Linked DNA regions of Homo sapiens: region 2 is linked to region 1. A link is a loop called in an ENCODE intact Hi-C map of the cell type or tissue named here. Cell type or tissue: natural killer cell. All regions are shown on one strand. Each heading gives the region's core, and the rest is flanking DNA. Links, peaks and the distances in the headings are about the cores only.

Evidence for each region. A loop is a pair of places that touch in the nucleus more often than their neighbours do. Peaks named below come from ENCODE experiments on the same cell type or tissue, not always from the same donor. Only the 100,000 strongest peaks of a DNase experiment are listed, where the experiment ranks them.
Region 2: a loop joins it to region 1, with 6 times the contacts of the local background. A loop is called at or near these places in 48 of 110 quality-filtered maps.

The regions. Positions count from the first base shown.
Region 1 is chrX:38,982,043-38,990,773 of GRCh38, reverse strand. All of the region lies in intron 1 of LOC124905177 (a long non-coding RNA gene), which reads right to left. Among named protein-coding and RNA genes, the nearest start is that of MID1IP1-AS1, 180 kb to the right of the region's middle. In natural killer cell, for the core only: no CTCF peak of the experiment used is centred there; a DNase peak (open chromatin) is centred at 5,233.
Region 2 is chrX:38,763,697-38,772,427 of GRCh38, reverse strand. No RefSeq gene overlaps it. Among named protein-coding and RNA genes, the nearest start is that of MID1IP1, 33 kb to the left of the region's middle. In natural killer cell, for the core only: a CTCF peak has its summit at 4,171; a DNase peak (open chromatin) is centred at 4,147.

The sequences.
Region 1 (8,731 bases), core at 374-8,373:
TAAAATTTACTCAGCAATTTTCAAGAATACATTATTAACCATAGTCACCATGTTGCACAACAGATCTCTTGAATTTATTCTTCCTGTCTAACTGAAATTTTGTATTCTTTGACCAACATGTTCCCAACCCTCCTCCCCTCCCAGCTCCTGGGAACCACCACTCTACTCTCTGCTTCTGAATTCAGCTTTTTTAGATTCTACATATAAGTGATATCATGCAGTATTTTTTTTTCTGTACTAGCATATTTTACTTAACATAATGTCCTCCAAGTTCATCTGTGTTGTTGCAAATGACAGGATTTCCTTCATTTTTAAGGCTGAATAATATTCTATTGTGTACATGTATATCACGTTTTCTTTATCCATTCATCCATTGGTGGACACTTAGGTTGATTTCATATTGTGGCTATCATAAATAGTGCTGCAACGAACATGGGCATACAGACATCTCTTCAATTTGCTGATTTCATTACCTTTGTTCCCCAAGATGTTAACCAGTGCTATCAGAAAAAAAAATGCTCTTCTCCTCTAGGGCCAGCAGGAATAAGGATCATATAAGCCTAGAGGTGCCATCTTTTCCACCCTCTTCTCAGCCAGCCAGATAATAAAGCCAAGACAGAAGAAAGCAGAACAAGAGACGTACAGAAGACAGAGCCCTGATGGCATTGCTTGTGCACCTATTATACCCATAGGTGGAAGAGGCCAGAGTGCTAGTGAGTTAACACACGTAAGAGAAACCTTAAGCCAATGATGGATAGAAGCTAGCTATGCTATGCCTCAGACTGCTTACCCCTGAACTTTTCAGTGATATAACTCACATACATTGCTTTTATTTTTTTCTCAAGCTAGTTTGAGTTGGGATTTTATCACTTGCAACTGAAATAATCTTAATTACAATATGTCTTCCCTTATATCCTCCTCCTCCACAAACTGGTTTGGTTCTTAAGTAGACAGTATCAGTGCCCTGCCCATATTACCTTGGCACTCACTGTCCCCATGTAGCCTGATGCCTTCTTACTATAAGCAAATGAGATGTTCTCAGGTGAGAGAGGCCACAGTGCTAATGAATCAACACACATAGAGGCAACTCTAAAGCAATGACCAACAGGAGACTGTGGATAAATACCTCAGCCTCCTTGCCACTCAGGTGAGACTTTAAGGCATGTTCCACACCATCTACCTGAGGTCCCCAGCAGGATTGAGTCTCAGTTGCCCACAGTGATAACCTATTTTGACACTCTGAATTTTTTTTTTCTCTTCCCTGTCTCACTTCTCCACTTCCTAAAGATGCTTCCTGGAATCACTTCCCAAATAAAAAACTTGCATCCAAATTCTTGTGGCAGGATCTGCATCTGGGGGAATCTAACTTAGAGAAATAGTCACCAAATAAATTAAGTAAATATGACAAATTATCACTACAACCCAAACTATTTTGTCCTTCCCCTTCTAGTACTCTCCTATGATGGTTTCTCTGCCAAAGTTATGTCATGTTCCTTGTTTCATGTTACCCAATGCCTGCCTACAGAGTTTGTCTGCTAATGAGGAAAGAAAACTGCTATCCAGATCTGCAAATGAGAGTCATACTCTTGCTTTTTGGTCATTATCACAAATTCGAATTGGGGTTTGGTCTACATTGGTTTTGGCTATGAGATATAAGAATCTGGAGGCTTCCCCAAGGTTTTTGTTTGTTTGTTTGTTTGTTTTTGTTTTGTTTTTTTGAGACAGGACCTCACTCTGTCACTCAGACTGGAGTGCAGTGGCATGATCTCAGCTCACTACAACCTCTGTCTCCAAGGCTCAAGCGATTCTCCTGCCTCAGCCTCCCCAGTAGCTGGGATTACAGGCGCCCGCCACCACACCCGGTTAATTTTTGTATTTTTAGTAGAGACAGGGTTTCATCGTGTTGGCCAGACTGGTCTCAAATTTCTGACCTGAAACGATCCACCCGCCTCAGCCTCCCAAAGTGCTGGGACTACAGGCGCGCCCGGCCTTCCCCCAGGGTTTTCTTTGGGGCACCAGTGAATGCAGAACAAAACTTTTGCTGGTTTTTCCTCTCGTGAGAAAGTCAGCATGGGCAGCTAGAGATATTATCACATTAAAACAACTCCCTCCCTTTCGCCTGATTTGTTCACACTTACCACAGGCTAAGAGGCCCGTAATTGCCAGAGGAGTAGGGGCTGGAATTACCTTTTCCCAAAGGGAGAGGCCAACTCTGTGTGAAACTTTGGAGTGCACATGCTCACAAAATCAGACAGTGCTGTGAGAACCACACCCATTCTTCCCAGGAAATGGGGAGAGAGAAAATATTTGTTCCAGATATGAGGCTGCCAGGCTTTAGCAACTCCCAACACCTATATACCTGTATTTTTCCAAAGCCTTAGTCTGGGAGTAATTTCCTAACACATTACAACTCCTTTAGACTGGGTATGCCTCTGACTCCACAGTAAGTAGGTAGGGAGGGACTAATTAAATAAATTTAAGTGAAAGACTTTGCGATACCAGATGAAAAGAGTCCAAATCTAAATTGCTGTGGCTAATGTTTGCAGGAATAAGAGATATTTAAGGAGCAAATTTCAGAAGAGTGGTGTGGCATTAGGGAAAACCTGAACTTGGAGTTGAGTACGTGAATACGAATTCCAGCTACACCAATGCCAAGCTAGCTGGCAGCATGTATAGTGGTTTTAAATACAGACTCTGGAGCCAGACTGCCTAGGTTTGAATCCCAGCTCCACTACTAACTATCTGTGTGACCCTGGGCAAGTTAAGTAACCTCTCTGGGCTCATCTCCTTCATCAAGGAATAGGGATAATAATGGTACCTGCCTTGTAGGACTGATGTCAGTATGAAATGAATGAACACCTATCAAGGATTTAGAAAAGTGTCTAACATATAGTGAACTCCAAAATGGCTGCTTTTATTATTGGTCTCAGTCTCCCTGGGTCTCAGTCTTCTTATGGGTAAATGGAGGATTTCTACATGGCCTATATTTTGGGGTTTTGTGAGGACAAAATGACACAACATCATTGGAAGAGAAAATCTGGTAAAATATAATATAAATTTAGATTGTGATTAAATCAGTTCAAGCTTTTGTGACCAATCTTCCTCCGCCAAAGACTCCGGCTGGGCATTTAAAGGTTTGGTTAGTCTTGACTTCCAGGAAAATAAACAAGAGCTCAGGGAAACATACCCTCCCCTCTACAAGGGTTGGACATATGGCTAGCAGCTGGGATTTATGCAAAGTATTCTTCAAATTAGTCCAAAAGCCCCACTGTTCGGTTATTACCCCCAGTGCAGTCATAAAACCCACAGCTCACAACTGCCAGCAGGTTGTTACATCCCCAGGCCTGTGCTCGCCCTGGCCCCTCTCAGCTGCCAAGCCACGGCCACTCCAAGCTCCCTGGCCCCGGAGCCACCTGCATGTCCTCTGGTTAACTCAATCTGCTGTCAAGAAGAAGGAAGTAATTAAATAGGGGACATGTCAGTCCCACCACAGGCCCTGGAAAAGTCAATAAAATTTAGTCACCAGAATGGGAGCTGATTTTTAACCACTCTACCATAAACCATGACACACACACACACAAGATGTCAGCTTCAGGCCACATAGCAACCAAGCCCAGGAACCTCTGGTGCTCAACATAGTTTCTCTAAAATAGCTTTCATGGGACAGAAGGAAGGAAAAGAAAGTGCTGTTTACTTCACTGAAATGTGACTTGAGAAATGAAGGAACAATATCTTGTTTCCCCCATAGCCCTACACACTGAAGAGATTAGGGGGAAGATTAGTGGTGGTGAAGAAGATAAAATATAGTCACTAGACAGTTAGGCTGATCAGGGTTGGGGAGACTGTGCATGAGAAAGTCGGCCATTAGATAACAGTTGAATTAACAACTTTGTTACTTGCTTTCTGCTTCAAACTCCTCTGCCCTCCTATTTCACTGCACTACAATCTGAACGGATTTTCTCAGCAATCACAGGGCCCCACCACCAGAGGGGCTGCAGGGAGGAGGGTAGCAGAAGGGAGAACCAGAACATGTGGGAACCAACATTCTGCTTGCCTGATCTGCCCCACTCTGCCTGCCTACCTGGCTGGCCTTTTCTTCCCCTTGGTTCCGTTTTGCTCTATTTGCTCTATAAATCATGTGAAGTTTTCATGAAATCAATCTTAATAACTACTTCATGAGAAATTCCAGCTATAATCTAGCAAGATCAGCTCTAGATTTGGCCAAAAAGTGTTTGGAGGTGGCATGAAGTGGGGAGGGGAAGAGAAAGTTTTCCTCAGAGACATCACAACAGATCCAGAGTTCAAAAAATGTACTGAATCCTTCTTTTCCCACAGTCTCAACTCTCTTCACAAAAAGGCCTAGGAACCCTTTTGTTTCATTTCATTTTATTTTTTTCCTCTTTTTAAAAAGTCAAGGGTAATTTAAACAAGTATTTCAATGTAATACTGAATGCAAAATGCAGAGCATAATGCAAGGCACAACTGCCTTAAAGTTCATGCTTAACATTTATTGAACACTTACTACCTTTAATCCTCATGACTTTCTTGGGCAGTAAATTCTAATTCGATTTTAAAGATGAGAAGACTGGTCCCAGAATAATTCAGTAACATGCCAAAGGTCACGTGGCTAGTGAGTGGTAGAGATAAGATTTGAACACTCTCTCAATATTTGTTTCCTGTTAACTCTCCATGCTAACAATAGCTTACATTTTCTAATCAAGAGCAGATTCCCAACCCTTTCATGTATATTACCTTGTTGGATACTCAACACATCTCTTGGGGCAGGTGTTCTTGTCCCCAATTAAGAGATGAGGAAATAAAAATTTAGAGGAATTAAGTGATTTTTCTAGTATTATAGAGGCAGAAAGTAAAAAGCAAGAGTCAAATACACTGTTTGTTCTTCTCACCAAATCCCTGCTTTGTCAGAATAAGTCTTTACCTAAGGCAAGTTCCTATCAGCCCTGCTAAAATCTTCAGACCGCTCCATGAAAATACACCCCCCTGCTCCGCCTTCTATGCTTCAAGAGACAGATGTGATGGCTCCTTCATTGGCTACATCCACCCTACTGGCGAGGTGTGTTTAAATTTCCTGCAAGGTGGCTACACAGGGCTGTGTAGATTTTTTGGTGAATGACCTCTCTGCATCTAAGGGGGCACCATTCACATCTTAGATACCGTAGACTTACAATTATATTAAGAAAATTTTCCAGTAGATGGCAGTAATGTGTCTTAAGGAAGGGGTGGGTGCCCTTTTGTAATTAATGCAAAGGCAATGTAAAGGCTAGTGGGGCCCCTGATGGTGATGGTGGTGTCTGATGGTGGTGTCTATTTTAAATTCTTCCTACCTGTGATGTTAAGATGGCACTGATTCATCTATCCTTGTCTAGTACCTCTTAAAACCTAATTGGGAGATGGTCTCTACAGGAGTTCATTTTTTCATTCATTAACATTTAACGATAGGCTTCTTGGGTGCCTACAGTGAGACAGACATTGTTCAAGGTGAACCTACGATGGTGAACAAAAGGAGCATGGTTCCTTCCATCTTAGATATTGAAGTTCAGTTAGGGCATACAGTCGTCTTTAGTTGGCTTACCATTTCTCTATGACTTGCCTCTACTCTACAGGTTGTAAAAGCAAAAAAACAAAAATCAAAACAAAAAAAAACTTTTGAACTCCTTTGCTGTTAGGAGTGGCCATGTGAACTAGTTCTGGCCAATGAGATATTAACAGTAGTCAATTGATGCTCACTTTCCCTCTTTCTCCTTCTTTCTGACTGGAATACAGATACTATGCCTGGAGTAGCAGCAGTCACCTTGTAAACATGAGGATTAAATGTACTTGCTATAGAAAGCAGAGAAAGAATGAAAATGAATCTGAGCTCTATATGGCATCATCAAGCCACTAGAGCTGTGTTGGACTGCCTATGTTGGTATAGGAGTTAAATAAACTCCATGTGTTTAAAGAACAATCAGTCCGGTTTCCTACTACTTGCAGCTGAACACTACCCTACATGACACAAGGACTTACTGGGCAGTAAGTTCAAATATCATCATACCTATTTCACAGATGAGAAGACTGGCCCCAGAGAAATTAAGTAACATGCCCAAGGTCATGTGGCTGAAGAATACAGAGATAAGATTTAAATACTCACTCAATATTTGTTTCCTGTTAGCTTTCTATGCTAACAATAGGTCACATTAATCAAATAATAATAAAAATGAAAGGATAATTATAAACACTAATAAATGCCATGCTAGAGAAATACAAGGCACCATGGGTTATAAACTGAAGCACCTGACTAGGTCTAGGGAGCGAATAAGGCTTGGCTGGGGAAATGACACTGAATATCAATAATTAGGAGCTGAAGCAAGACAACTTCTGGCAGAGTAAAAAACTTGTCAAAGGCCTTGAGGTGGGAGGAAACATACACGGTGGGTGTAGAGAAAGAAGGACAGTGCACCCAAGTGGAGAGGGTAAATCAGCCCCCAGGGATCAAAACTGTGACCTTAACCTCTTTGCTCAGCTCATTAACCAGCAGGATTGATTATCCACAGCCAGCTAACCACTCAGGCATCACCAAAGGGGAAGGAATGCAAATGGAAGTTTCCTCAGGCCTAGCTGAAGTGGGAAAGAAATTAGGGTCATTCCTAACTATTCACATCAACAGAAGGCCAGGAGAATCCCCAAAGGAGAGCCAAATTAAAAGTGCTATTGGTGAATACCCAAGACAATGAGTGTGTGGATTGACCTAGGCCCTCTGTAAATGTTTGTTGAATGGCTGAACAAATGATGTCAGTGAAAGTTATATCAAACTATAAAATGATGCTCAAATCATTATCCACAGTCTATGATACGTTGTAAACACACTCACCTTTACAGTATAATCTACAAAATGGCAATAGAAAGCTTTCTACATTCTTGCTGAGTACAAGGCCCAGGGCCCTGTCTTCCTATTAGTGAATCTTAGCTTTGTTCTTTGCTCTGAAAAGGGGGACACTTTCTCTATCTGAGTTCATTTCTCTGAGCACCAGACTTTCTTCTCTCCCAGCATTCCCAGGCTACCTGCCACTTTGAGCCAAGGCACACAGTCAGCTCACAGAACAACTGAACATTTACACTCTCAGTTTGGCAGAGGGTCAAAGCAAGAGATAGTTCCCTCCATCAACTTTTTCAGCCTTGGAATTTCAGTTCTTCTCAGCTTGATGGGGGTCGTGGCTGAGTTCTCTGGATTCCAAGAGAGGACATACATAGCACAGGAGCATACATTTTCTGGGTGCCAACTAAGTGCCAGGAGCTACACATCCGAACCTCCTTTAAGTCTCCCAACAACCCTGAGAACTGGCTTTTATTATTTCCTCTCACAGATAAGGATTCTGAGATACGGAGAATTTAAACAACTTGCCCAAGTTCACACAGCAAGTCAGTGCTAGAGATAGAACTCAAACCTAGGCCTGTTTGCATGTAGAGGCTGTGTTTTCCTTCCTTTCCCTCTACCAGGTTCCCCCAACTTGTGGGATCACTTCCTTTAAAAACAGTCGTGTTCAAAATCCTGCTGAAGTGTTCCTTTGCCTAACCAACACAGTCAAATCTTTAGCTCTGCCTCTGGGCAGACTGCTTTTCTCTGTTCCCTCCTCCCCTCTTCACTCTCCTCCTCCTTTCCCTTTCTTTCCTCCTTCTCCTCCTTCTTCTGTTCACTCTCTCTTCCCCACCCTCACTCCTTTTCTCCCCTTTCCTCTTCCGTCTCCTTGTCTCTGTCTTTTCTTCTCTCTCCCTGACCTCGCTCCTTTTTCCTCTCTCCCTCCTTCCTTTGCTCACTCTCTCTTTCTCTCTCTCTCCTTCTTCCTCTCTCTCTCCCTCCCCCTACTCTCCACTTTCTTCTTTCTCTCCCTCCTCACTCCTCCTTCCATCCACACCCCCTATCTTGCCCCCCACCCCCCGCAGACACCCAGGCTCTTCAACCTCTCAATTAGAGTAGAGCACCATGGGATACTTTGAATTCTTCATTTGCTTCATCTTTTCTACTCCACTGTGACTTTGCCCATTAAATTCCCCTTGAGCTCTTTCTAACTGTCCCACCGCCCCAGCCACTTACACACTGTAGCACACTCATGACCCAAGGCAATGCCCTTGGCCCTATTGCAGGAAGGAAGTCCCCCTGTCAGACATGTCCCGCTGGGGCTCTGGACAATGTTTAACCATGGGCCAGCTCTCCTCCACCACAAGTCATGCCTCCAACTGTCTAGATAACACAGGGGCAAAACTGCCCTCTATCCTTCAAATGGAGAGTGGACTGGGCGTGGGGTATGGATCTGTAATTTCAGCTGATCCCAGAGAGGTCAGGGCTCACTAACATCACCTGGGAAGTGGTAGTCTCTCCTGTTCTCCCACACTTCTTATCAGTCTTCCAGCTCCTCCCAATCCCATAGGACCTGTCTGTACTCTCTTTTAAGCCACATAGCACTTCCCACTGAGCCTAACTTTCAGCAGGTTCCTGTGCGCCTCAGCACTTTGCCTAAAAATCCCACCCCATCCCTTACCTGCTTAATGCCTATTTATCTTCCATGTCCAGTCCTAGCCATCGCCTCCACCGGGAAACCTGCCCTGACTCTCCAGCCATATGCTGGGGTTTGAGATCTCCCTTCTGTGCTCCCAGAGCTCCCTGACTTTTCCTCTCCACACCCTTATCATGCTGGACTATAATCTCCTGTTCACTGGTCAGTTTCCCCCACTG
Region 2 (8,731 bases), core at 142-8,141, 220 kb after region 1:
ATGTAGTTTTAAACTTACCATGCTTTGACCCATCAACTTTACTCTTAATAGCTTTTTGTCAGCTACACTAAATTTCAAATTAAGCTAGTTAGATTCCATCCAGAATGACTGCAAAGCACTTGTAGAGTTTAAGTGTTTTATTGATAACTTAAAATCAGCATTTAAATTTAAGGACATAACCAAACTCAAGATGCATAGATGCATATATTACATGTATGTATTTTTGGTACAGCAATTATACCCCAATAAAGCCAAAAAAATAAATCTAAGGACATGAATTATCACTGCCCAGTGAAATTTACATGGCAGATTCAAACTATTTATGGGGTCTCTACCAGGTGTACAGATCTGATCTGTTAAAATACACTAGAAAATCTTTGGAAATATTTACTTCTTTCTGTTATAGGAAAAAAATCACAATTTTTATAAATCATCGTACGAAAAAGTTGTAATAAGCTATTTCAAGGGAAATTTAGACAATTCAATACGAAGTTTCTGATTCTCAGCCTGGCGCAGTGGCTCATGCCTGTGATACCAGCACTTTGGGAGGCTGAGGCAAGAGAATCGCTTGAGCTCAGGGGTTCGCGACCAGCCTGAGCAACATGGTGAAATTTTGTCTCCACAAAAAATACAAAAAACTAGCTGGGCATGGTGGCAGGTGCCTGTAGTCCCAGCTACTCGGGGGGCTAAGGTGGGAAGATCATTTGAGCCCAGGAATTTAAGGCTGCAGTGAGCTGAGATCCCACCACTGCACACCAACCCTGGGCAACAAAGTGAGACCCTGTCTCAATAAATAAATAAATAAATAAAGTTTCTGATTCTAGAGATAAAAGCCTTTTCAAACTTTTGGGAAGACTCCCAGGAATCACATCAACACTGACAGGATTCTGTCAAGTTCTAATTGACATGAATATTTTTGATGGGTTAACAAATGTTAGCTGTGCTGGGTCATATATTCAATTCATGTATAGATCATAGGGTCTATACCTTAAAAGGTTTATAATCTCATTAAATGTATAAAATTTCTCAATGAGAGAGCTGTCAAAATTTGAGGCCGTCTTTAGTCAACCAGGGACATGGTCCAAGGTGATGACCATGAAAATAAATAGAGCCCATGCGTAGCCCTAGCACAGAACTCCCATTTGTAGCATTGTTCCTAGTACTTCATAAATATTTATGAGATTAACAAATACATATTGGAGATATTGTGGAGAAAAAAAACTAAACAGCTTGGCTTTGTGGTAAATTGTATGTGGGAGGAAAAGGAGAGGAGAAAAACAAAGTGATGAGGTTAGGAACCTGGGCAGCTGATGGGGGCCCTTGGATGGTAATACTGATAGCAATTTCAAGAAAGGAATATTATCTCATGTTTTGGCAGATTAGTGTTCAAAAAGCACTGAACCTGGCCCCAGAAATTGAGAATTAAAATTGTTCGGTCACGTCTTAAAGGTAAGGAACACAGATGAAGATTTGGAAAGCACAGAATTCCAAGCAACGGTTAAAAATGAAGCAAATGATTTCATCTACGGGAGAGACTATAGCAGAAACGATTTTAAGCAGTCATCTAGCAGCGCTGTTAATGAACACTATTACAAGAACATTTTTGTTGACCTTATTAGGGTTGTTCTCCCATTAGTGTTAGTAGGTGCTCCATAGAGATAAATAGTAAAGATACCCCAATTCTGAGAAAGAACCATTTTAGTGCCAGAATTTCAGAGGCTTTCCAAGTTGTCTGGTAAATTTGTGATCAGATGAAATATGGTCAATTCATATTCCATTCCATGTTTAAAGCTTACATTTTTCTAAAAACATTGATCTGGCTATCTGTAAGCCAGCGGAAGCAGAAACTTACTGTGAGTCAGGGCTGCTCTGGCTGAGGTTTATGGAGGGTCTCTTCCAGTCTCTCATTTAAATCCCTCCCTGCCTTCCTGTAGCACAAGTTGTAAAGTGCTCTGTAACCCCGTGACCAGGAGAAATGAGAGGCTCTGCTGAGACTGTAATCTCACTCTAAACAGGTCTCCGGCAAGGGCTGGTGAGTGGTGATACATCACGCAGCTCTCTCCTCTAAGGCGCCCAGTGTCACCTCCACAGGGCTCCTCGCTCCTGCTGGAAGATAGGAGAGCTTCCGGCTAGCACCAGACCGAGGTCTCCTGTGCGGTAGCATGCGCAGTGCATTAGCTGCTGAGCAATAGGCCTGGCCCACAGCCTAATTATTAACATTTGAAAGTCGGATGCTGGGCAACTACAGCAATAGCTTCTATGACATTAGAAAATATAGATTTTTAGGCCAGGCGCGGTGGCTCAAGCCTGTAATCCCAGCACAATGGGAGGCCGAGGTAGGTGGATTGCTTGAGGTCGGGAGTTTGAGACCAGCCTAGTCAACATGGTGAAACCTCATCTCTACTAAAAATACAAAAATTGGCCGGGCGTGGTGGCGGGAGCCTGTAATCCCAGCTACTAGGGAGGCTGAGGCAGGAGAATTACTTGAACCCCGGAGGCAGAGGTTGAAGTGAGCTGAGATCGCACCATTGCACTCCAGCCTGGGTAACAGAGTAAGACTCCATCTCAAAATAAATAAATAATCAAAGTAAAAATATAGATAGACTTTTCCTCTCATACTTACTGGACAGACCTATTGCATACTAGTTTCTGCATATATTGTCAGTGTGATTGGAGAAGACATCTCCACCATGACTACTGTGACTATTGATCACAGCAAGGACGAGGCACATTTTTCTGGGGACAATAAATACTAAACATGTATTGGAAAATAAATAAAAGAAATATTCACTTGACTTATTTTTAAATACAAATAGTAATATTAATTATATTTATTTAACGATTTAGGTGCTAGGTCCTGTAAAAATCAAAACACCATTAAGACCCCCTCATTGTGGATAATATCCCTGTCCATAGAACTTTTTACGTAAAGCAGACAGACATTAGAACTACATCTCACACATTCAATCAATAGGCCATAATGATTCATAAATACAGAGAATTCACTTAAACATCTGACCTTTCAGCCTCTGAAAAAGCCTTTGGAGTTCCAAGGATTTGCTAATATGCACTTAAGAGAATATTTTAGGCTGGACATATCAGATGCTGGACAATAGAGGTTAACTTCCAGAAAAGGAATTTCTTCCACGCCCTGTCCGACACATGAACCTCAACCGTATGTGGCTCTGGGGAGAGAAAAAGGGTTACTTAACGTCAGATCCAACATTTTCCTGCAGTCACTGACAGATTCTGATAAGTCACATCCTGAGTGTGTTTAGTGCTGTCATGTTGCTCCTTTCTCCAAGGAAGCTAAGGACCAATGCATCCACCGAGTGCTCAGCAGATCATGGGAGGGAAGCATCTGTTATAGAGACACAACAGTGAGATGGTTTGGAATCGCTCCCATTGTTAATTTTCATTGTATCTAGGGTTAACCCCAGATAACCCTCTCATTAAGGACAGGTGCTTGCCTGATCTCTGGTTCATTGATTGAAAGTCATTTTGTACTGCTGCTGCAAGGGGAATATATACATGTTTGAAATTGTTCACTTCATTATCTTATGTCTCAGTTGTTTCACCTGAAAAGCTAAAAGAATAATAAGAAGAATATCCAGGACAAAGTGGCTGTAAAAAAGTAATGAATACAAATATTTAATAAGCACTTTAGGTAATAATAATAAAAATAATAATACTTCACATGTGTAGAATAATTTATACTAGGTAATGCTTTGTAAATCACTTTGCATACATTATATAGGACATTTAAATCTCAAAGCTAACCTACAAAGTGTACAAATACTGTATAAATGATAACTAATACCAAGAGCAAATTAGTTTAAAAATTAACTTTACAGATGACGTTATTTTAGATGAATGGAAAATCATTCTTTTAGTAATTTAACATTGGCACCAACACCCCAGAAAGATCAACGATTTGACCACGGCTTTAAAGTTGTCTTCATTGTTAATTTCCATAAAAACCTTAACATTGTCTAATTATAGGGTTCTGCATTCATTGATCTCACTAATTCAACTGTTTTATCTGAGTGCCTCTCCTGAATTGATAAATCTAAATTGCACATTTTCTAAACTGCTAAGCTCAGGAGAAATCTTGAAGGTGGCCCAGATGGCTGTTGGAGTCTTTTGCACCCATCTAGCACCATCTACTGTAATTTTGCAATATTGGATTTATTGTCCTTTTCTCAAACTCATGATGTTCCAGTTCCTTTACACTCTGTCCTGGCATTACTCAGTTCACCAAAGGATTAAATGCATGGTTAAATTGAAAACTAAGCGATTTTTGTAGCAAAACATACTGAAGAGGCATTTAAACTTTGTGTTACCATTCGATTTTATCATCAAGGAATAGGTTTCTCAGATAGCCTGGATCATCTTGAAGTCTGTTGTTGCATAAGCTATATTTTTGCTAGAAATCCTTCTAAAGGGAATGAGTAGTTACATATGAAAAAACTATAAAGACTCTGCAATTGCTTTGTCCCAGAAGAATGTATATTCACATGATTCACACAACTTATCGTTTTAACATTTGTCTGCCTCCCTGGAAGTAATAGGACATAAAGAGAATGAAATCAATATTCTTTTCTACTTGCCTAGCACAAATTCATACTTACTTGGGGTCGATAGTCCTTTTTGAGGGTTTTATGTAATGTTCAAAAATACCTCTGCACGAGGTAGGGAGAGGCCAGAAGATGGAACGATGAGGGAAACATACAGTTAGCTGTGGTCATTACCAAGGTCCTGTCTTTTGTTTGGGGCTGTGGATTTGCAGTTGCCTATTACAGTATTCAAACTAACCAAATAAATAGAACGAAAAATTAAAGTAGGTCATAAATAGACCAGTGATGGAGTTAATCATGGACCAACTCCTTACTCCTGCTAAATGCTAAAAGAAAAAAAAATCCAGAGAAACTACTCCTACTTTGATTTGAATATTGGAAACTGAAGACTTTCAGCCTAGTGAGTTTTGCCAACTGAGGCAACAATCCAAGTTGGATCCTCAAGGCTAGTTAGGGGATGCCTACCTAGTTTCCTGATCTCCAAAGGAGTTTCCTGGTCACAAGTCTCTCTGTAGGCTACTCTATCTTTACGTGTTACTGTGACGCTGATTGGCCTAAAGTGCAGCACTCCTCTCATCAGGAGACGATACATGCATCAAGAGACAGGTACAAGAAGGCAACACTATTCATGGTAGCCCCAAACTAGAAACAATCCCAATATCTGCCAACAGTAGAATGGATCAATGTGGTATATTCACAAAAAGGAATACTCTACAGCAGGGATGTCCAATCTTTTGGCTTCCCTTGGCCACATTGGAAGAAAAAGGATTGTCTTGGGCCACACATAAAATATACTAACAATAGCTGATGAGCTGAAAGAAAATCTCAAAAGAATCTCATGTTTTAAGAAAGTTTACGAATTTGTGTTGGGCCACATTAAAAGCCATCCTGGGCCATATGTGGCCCATGGGCTGCGGGTTGAACAAACTTGCCCTACAGCAAAAAAATAAAATAAAAAATAAAAAGAACTACAGCTCCCACAACATCACGGATGAAGCTCACAAATACAACACTGAATGTAAGAAACCAGATGCAAAATAATATATACTACATAATTGCACTTACACAAAGTTTGCAAAACCAGCAAAATTAAACTATGTTTGAGGAATGCATGCCTAGGTGGTAAAACTATAAAGAAAAGTGAAGATGTCATTATCGTAAAAATCAGATTAGTGGTTACCTTTGAGGGAGTGATGAAGTGATTAGAAGAACACCTGAAGAGGGTGCCCCTGAGGTGCTAGCAATGTTCTATTTCTTGACCTGTTTGTTTGTTTGATGCAATTTCTTTAGCTGAACACTTTTGATTTATATACTTCCCTGAATTTGTGGTATATTTCACAATAAAAAAACAGTTTAAAAACAAATAATGAAAACCTTCTTATGGATCTTTATTGCCCACCCAGTTCTTCACTGTATTAATTGGAGCTCCCTTTGTCTGCTCCCAGCTACTGGTCTTGTCTGGCTTCATCATCTCTCTATCATGACACCGTGCTCAGATCATATTGTACTCTTCAGTGACTTTTTTACTTTTTCCACTTCTATGCCCACTCCCTTCTCTAACCCCATTCCCACCCATTGAATTCACACCTATCTTTTAAGGAATAGCCAAACCAAGACTTCCTTCATGAAATCACCCTTGAACTCCTTGGTCAAAGGTAATATCTCCTGCCTCTGCATTCTCATTTCCATTTGGACCTTCCTGATAGCAGCTACTATATTCACCTTGGTCTTGTAGTGTGTGTGTGTGTGTGTGTGTGTGTGTGTGTGTGTCCTCTTTGTTCATAAGCAACACAGCTTTGAGCACAGTGAGTTCTCAATAAATGTAAAATAAATTCATTCTTCGGTAGAGAAATGAGAATTTTCTGTTTGACTTGTCCACAGGAAAAAAGCCACTGTTTGTTATGGGGATGCTGAGAAATAACTCAACCCATCCAGCAGAGTTTACTGGCTGTTATGTGGGTTAGGCTACGCAATTCTGGGAACTAGCTTGCAGCTCCCAACTAGATTATACAAGTTACTCTATACTGCTGGTTCCAAATCAGTTTTGTGAAATATATCTGGAAGCCTCTAGAACAAGATTTTTCTACCTGCGGCCCACAGGCCACATGCGGCCCAGGATGGCTTTGAATGTGGCCCAACATAAATTTGTAAATTATCTTACAACATTATGAGATGTTTTTGCGACTTTTTTTTTTCTCATCAGCTGTCATTAGTATTAGTGTATTTTATGTGTGGCCCAAGACAATTTTTCTTCTTCCAGTGTGACCCAGGGAAACCAAAAGATTGGACGCCCCTGCTCTAGAAGCTAGTAGGTAATTCATAATGCACATGGAGACATTCTGTCTGCATGTGAGTGTTTATAGAGATCACACATAGAGCCATGACTCTGTGAGCATGTATATGAGTGTATGTGTGCATAGGGGTGGGCATAATGTGTAATTGCTTTGCAGATTACTTTGTAAATCCACAATTTACAAATGTGTATGTTATTTGGTATAATTCAGAACACCTCACCTTCCCCTCCACAAAGTCTATGGATTGGTCAGAGGAGAGAATAAAACTGGGCATTAGAGAATCTCGCTCTTGTCACCCAGGCTGGAGTGCAGTGGCGCAATCTCGGCTGACTGCAACCTCCACCTCCCGGGTTCAAGCAATTCTCGTGCCTCAGCTACCCAAGTAGCTGGGACTACAGGTGTGGCCCACCAGGCCTGGCTAATTTTTTGTATTTTTAGTAGCGATGGAGTTTCCCTATGTTGCCCAGGCTGGTCTGGAACTCCTGGGCTCAAGCAATCCACCTGCCTTGGCCTCCCAAAGTCCTGGGATTACAGTCATGACCCACCATGCCCTGCCTAAAACACCACATGTTCTCACTCATAGATGGGAATTGAACAATGAGAACACATGGACACAGGAAGGGGAACATCACACTCTGGGGACTGTTGTGGGGTGGGGGGAGGGGGGAGGGATAGCATTAGGAGATATACCTAATGTTAAATGACGAGTTAGTGGGTGCAGCGCACCAGCATGGCACATGTATACATGTGTAACTAACCTGCACATTGTGCACATGTACCCTAAAACTTAAAGTATAATAATAATAATAAATAAATAAATAAATAAAAATAAATAAAAAAAAAGAAAAAGAAAAGACTCTTAAGGCAACCTACAAAGTTATTTGTAAGTTGGTTAGCTATTTGTATCCATAAGGACATTCATAAATTACCCGGGCTGCTGTTTGGTTTTACTTTGAATTTACTAGTTTAAAAATGTTGCAGCTACATTTTTCTTTGGGTGTCTCTGAAGAAATGTGGAGTTTTGCTTTTGAATTCTAAGACTTTTCTTTTTTATTTTTATTATTTTTTTTACCATTGTCATTGTGTCATTGGCAGTTTACAAGTATTTTTCAGTTTTGGATGCTGAAGAAAATGAAATAAACCATAATAAAAATAATTTTGTCCAGGTGGTACATAAATCAGTTGAGGAAACACAGTTCTTTGTGGCAAATAAAAAACATATGTATTACCCAGTGCACTGAAATGTTAGTATTCATCAAACGAGTGTTATAGATGTGTTAGGATTTAGATACACGAGGAAGAAGAATATTTGGGTAGAACATAGCAATATTGCATATTTTACCTAATGTAGAATAATTGGAAACACATATGTAAGGAATTTTATATGAATTAGACAGAGCCAAAGTTCATTTCAAGGATATATGGGGATTTCACCATTAGGAAGATTATTTGCTATTTTCTCTTAATTTACTATTTGTTTGGGTTTTTGTTTGTTTATTTGAGACAGGGTCTTGCTCTGTTGCCCAGATTGGAGTGCAGTGGCGTGATCATAGCTCACTGCAGCCTCAAACTTCTGGGCTCAAGTTATCCTCCCGCCTCAGCCTTCCAAGTAGCTAGGACTACAGGCAAAAGCTACCATGCCCAGTCACGATTTATGGATTACTACTCAATATTACTATCAAACTCGAACTAGAGAATTAAAAAAATAAAAGCTACAGTGGATACAATATAAACTAGAAAAATACCTGATTACCACTATAATCTGGAAGTAATAGAAATGTTTAATTATGTGTATGTGTCTATGTTTGCGTGTATTTAGAGTATATGGATATGTAATACATTTTTTCTTTGACTAGTTAC